Regions from separate parts of the Homo sapiens genome. Here region 1 is linked to region 2. The links are chromatin loops, found by intact Hi-C in ENCODE. Cell type or tissue: IMR-90. All regions are shown on one strand.

The links. A loop is a pair of places that touch in the nucleus more often than their neighbours do. Peaks named below come from ENCODE experiments on the same cell type or tissue, not always from the same donor. Only the 100,000 strongest peaks of a DNase experiment are listed, where the experiment ranks them.
Region 1: a loop joins it to region 2, with 7 times the contacts of the local background. A loop is called at or near these places in 5 of 110 quality-filtered maps.

The regions. Positions count from the first base shown.
Region 1 is chr5:172,705,917-172,708,416 of GRCh38, forward strand. No RefSeq gene overlaps it. Among named protein-coding and RNA genes, the nearest start is that of MIR5003, 45 kb to the left of the region's middle. In IMR-90, a CTCF peak has its summit at 1,459 (motif pointing right); a DNase peak (open chromatin) is centred at 1,485.
Region 2 is chr5:173,617,996-173,620,495 of GRCh38, forward strand. No RefSeq gene overlaps it. Among named protein-coding and RNA genes, the nearest start is that of BOD1, 2.6 kb to the left of the region's middle. In IMR-90, a CTCF peak has its summit at 1,135; no DNase peak of the experiment used is centred here.

The DNA of each region.
Region 1 (2,500 bases), 910 kb before region 2:
GGGCCAGATTTGGCCCATGAACTATATAGTTTGCTGGCCCTTGCTCTAGCATGTGTGCTGATGAGGATCACCTAAAGAAGAAGGCACTGGTGATGTGGAAGGGAGAGAAAACCAAACAAGCAAGGCTTCCAAGAAAGCAGGAGGAGATCCAGGGCCCAAAAGCTGTGGTGGCTGTGGTGGGGAGAAGGACATTTGCTGCTGTATGGCAGGCAGAGAGAAGATGCAGGAAGGAGGTAGGTTTGGTGGTGGGCATATGCAACTTGCCCCTGGAGACCTTCTATTGTTCTGTGATAAATGAGTGGAAGCCTCAGCTGAGAGTGGGGGAGAAGAAGGGGTTCTGAGAATATACAGACAAAGGAAAACCATCTTCTCAGGAATGAGCAGAAAACCTTCTAGAGAACCATGGTAGGAGGGCAGGGCAATGAGAGACCATTTGGGAATCATAAAACTGAATTAAAAGTGAACTCAGTCAGCTTGGCAGTGGTATTTTTGTCTCCTCCCTTCCGAAATTTGTATGCTGAAGCCCAAACTCCCAATGTGATGGTACTGGGACTTGGGGCCTTTGGGAGGCAATTAGGTCATGGTGGAGCCCTTGTGATGGAATTAATGCCTTTACAAGAAAAGATATGAGAGCTCGCTCTCTCTCTCTCCACCCCCACACCCCCCGCCCCACCGTTTCCCTCTCCCTCCTCCTCCTCTCCCCAACATGGTGTGAAGACACAGCAAGAAAGTGGCCATCTGCAAGCCAGGGAGAGAACCCTCACCAGGAACCAAGTCACCAGCGCCTTGACCTTGGACTTCCAGCCTCCAGAGCTGTAGGAAATAACAGTCTGCTGTTTAAGCCCTGAGTTGGTGGGATTTTGTGAGAGCAGCCAAGCTGACTGTGATAGGTGGGATTTTACCCAGCAACACTCAGCTGCTCCAGAGTGCCCTGGAGAGGGGAAAGGGTGGATTTATCCAGGGTCAGGGCTTTGCCAGGCAAGCAAGAGGAAGGAAAGGGGGCACAGCAGGGGGCGGGAGGAAGCAAAAAGGCATGGGTGGCAGACCCCAGGACCTGAGCTGGGGAAAGCAGGAAATAACGGCTGCCAGGCAGGATGGATGGTGAGAAGAGGGTGAGGCCAGTTGGCTGGAGGGCGAGGACCAGGGATGGGACATCAAGGAATCCTGAGCAAGTGGCCTGGAGGGGTGGGAAGTGGTGGCCGAGAGCTGGGACCTAGACTTGACACATCAAAAATGAAGCCCCTTCTGAGAATGGTGGAGAATGATGTGATGGGGCAGGTGGCTGAGCGGCAGGAGCAGGTGGCTGCAGGTGGGGAAGGGGTGAAGCTGTGAGGCCTGGGGACTTGGGTGGGTCACTCCCATGTGGGTTAAAATCCCCCCACCCACCCAGTGAGCTCAAGTCTTCTGTAAATACAGGGACGGGGCAGAGGCACGAGGTCTCCTGGGGGCCGGCAGATGGCACCAGTGACTTGGGAAAGAGCAGCACAGCCAGATGTCTACAACTCCCAAAGGAGAGGAAGGAGCCCAGAATCCGCACATCCGCTCCAGCTCCCAGGGCCCCAGTGTGGGGAAACTTCTTCCACCTGAGACACCCAGGGCACCGCGTCCTGGGGACAGCCCATTTTAGGCGGAGGAGGGGATGGAGATGCTGCTCAGAGGAGTGGGGCATGAAGGCCTGCTGAACTCAGAGGGGACAGGTTGCACAGGGAGGGGAGTGTGGGCTGGGAGTGGGGTGAGTGCCTGAGGGCAAATGTGCGTGAGCATGGGGATGAGGATGTGGCGGTATGTGTGAGTGTGCGTGAGCTGAGGGTGTGGGAATGTTCGTGCGTATGCAAGTGACTGCAAGTGTGTATGTGAGTGTGGGGGGTGTGAGTAACAGTGTTAGTGTATGAATGTAGGTGTGTGAGAGTGTGAGGGTGAATGTGTGTGTGAATGTGTGGGTGGGTGAGTGTCAGTGTGGATGAGTGTGGATGTGAGTGGGTGTGTCTGCAAGAGAGAGAAAGAGGAGAGAGAGAGAGAGAGAGAGATGGATAGGATGGGGATGGCTAGCGGGTGGTACAGGGCAGTGCGGGGGCGAAATCCAGAAGCTGCTGGAAGGCCATGAAGGCTGACAGGTGGGCTGGGGTGGTCAGGGGCCTCAGGGAGGGCTGTCACCACCTCCACTCCTGTGTACTCCGAGGCCTCCCCAGCTGAGTGGCGGCTCTGGGGCAGCTACTCCTCAGAGTTCCTTTCATCTGAGTTATTGGCATTTTCTGGATTGCTGCTGTAGGTCCTCGTCATTAATTTTAAGATTGCAGCCAGGTGCAACGGCTCACGCCTGTAGTCCCATCTACTCAGGAGGCTGAGGTGGGAGGATCTCCTGAGCCCAGGAGGTCAAGGCCGCAGTGAGCCATGACGGCAACCACTGCACTCCAGCCTGGGCGACAGAACGAGGAGACCCTGTCTCAAAAGAAAAAAAAAAAAGACTTACATGGTATTCCATTGATTGGGTATTGCATAA
Region 2 (2,500 bases):
CATACCTGGCTAATTTTAGTATTTTTAGTAGAGATGGGGGTTTCACCATGTTGGCCAGGCTGGTCTTGAATTCCTGACCTCAAGTGATCTACCCGCCTCAGCCTCCCAAAGTGCTGGGATTACAGGTGTGAGCCACCACACCTGTCCAAGAGAGTTTAAATTAACCCTCAAAAGAAACATTCAGGTGTTGGATTATACTCATCCTCTAACACCAGCTCAATCATTCACAATGGGTCAGTTAATGACAAACATTCTCTCTTAATAGCTCACCATCCTTGAGATTACCTAATGTCTGTTCCTACTGGTTGACTCTACACTGATCACTCACCTTTAACCCCAGGAGAAGCCCAGTTCAGGCTGCCTCAGCCCCAGGTTCTTTCTTCTGCAAGCCCTTGATCACTCTGACTAGTCCCTTCTCCATTTTTGGCACCCCACATCTTACTCTCCTTCCTCAGGGAAAATTCTTCTGACCCCTAGATCCAATGAGATATTTCCTCCATGCTACAGAAACTCAAAGCCTCATTTTTTGTAGCAATTATTATAATTGGAAGTGAATGATTTACAGACAAATTGGCCACCTGAGTCCCCTGATAGGGTGTAATATTTAGAATGGGGACCACGACTTGTTCATCACTGTGTCTCCAGCTCTTAGCACGATAGTTCTTAGCTCAAAGAGAATGTATAAATTCCTGTCTGTTTCCTAAAGCTGTGGGATAGCATCACAGAGTGCGTGGGTAGGATTATGTGTAGCCATAATCTTCAGAAAAGAAGGAGCATTCTAGCAGGAGATGATGGATGAATCTGTCATGACTTAAATAGGTAAGTGATCCTGGAGATTGTCTGCACTTGGTTCACACTGTGACAATTTCACTATCTGTCATGGGGACCTGTGTCTTGGTTGCTGGGTCTCTGAACATTGACAAAAGGCTGCATTCTGTATCCATGACCTTCCCTCTGCAATCAAAGTAAATGATGAGGGATAAAAGGGGAAGGGGATGAGGAGTGAAGATGATCAAGCTGAAGGGAGGCTTATTATTTATCCAAACCGTGGAATAGGAGGCCTCCACAACATCCAAAATGTATTCTTCCCTTCAAGAGACATGTAATACACACCAGCAGTCATCAGAGAGCGCCATTGCTGTATTAATAATCCAAAACATTCGGAAATGGCTGTGCGGAACATTGTTTTAACTTTGGCTTAGGTAGTAATCTGGTTTTCAGGTATCCTTCACGTAGCAAATTGTTGTTGCTTCTCAGTATTAAAACTTGTCTGTAATAAGTTGCCCGACCCCAAAGAATTACGCATTTTAGGTGCTGGAATATTTTTTGTTGAAGGCCACATGAAAAAGTAGAACTTCCCCAAGCCCAAATCTAGACCTCACTGAAACTGGAAAAGAAATGAGATCTATCATTTGCCAAGGGAGATATAAGAAAGTAGTCACATGTATGGACTTTTTGCATCAGGTGACACTGGATTGGAATCCCAGCTGGCAAAGCTGGATCATCCCTCTGAACCTTAGTTTCCCCAGGACAGTGGAGAGGCTTAAGTGCCATTTCGGCAATCCATTTTAGCACAATTCCTGGTCTTTAGCAAATGTTTAATAACATATTATCATCATGAATTTACATTTGGGTCAGGAGGTGATTTAATTAACTTCTATTTCTCCTCTTAGCCTCTAAATTCCACAAAGGCAGGGATTGTCCATTTCAACCATCATTGCATCCCTAGCACCAAGAACAGTGCCTGGGACATCAGGCTCTCCACAAATATATGACGGATGAATGAAAAACAATAAAGGATGAGTGAATGGGAAATTTACTCTTCTAGGTATAGGATAAGGCCATTTAAGACTTTTGATAATGCCCTGGACCAAATGTCAGAATATAGTCAATATTCAGAGGGGTCAAGTACAATCTAGGAATCTGTCCATAATATATGACTAAACTGGACTAAGAGTCTGGGGCTTGGAGCAGGCCCAAGGTTAGAAGATAATCTGGGAGTTGCCTTGGTAACCTTCCGACCTTCTAATCGAAGATCCTGGTCCTGAAGCGAGAGCATTCCAGAGCCCTAAGACTGAGCCCAGGGCTGCATTTAGACACCAAAGCTGCTTGGGGTAGACTAGTTATTGGTCCTTCTTTGTGATCATGAGGTGGCTCTTTTTCTTCTTACCTATGTTTATTCATCCAAGGAGTCTTGCCAATTCTTAGTCTGGACAGCTGTTCATTTCTTAATTAACAGCATCCAGAGTTTCTTGAGATTGCCTTGTCTATAGCATTTTGGCTACATCTGCACCATCTGATCCCTGCTTTTTTGTTGTTGTTGTTTGTTTCCTTTTGATGTTTTCCAGCATCTCTAATGATAGATTGGATCTGATACGCATTAAGAAGAAAAACAGGGGCCGGGCGCAGTGGCTCACGCCTGTAATCCCAGCACTTTGGGAGGCTGAGGCAGGCGGATCATGAGGTCAGGAGATCGAGACCATCCTGGCTAACACAGTGA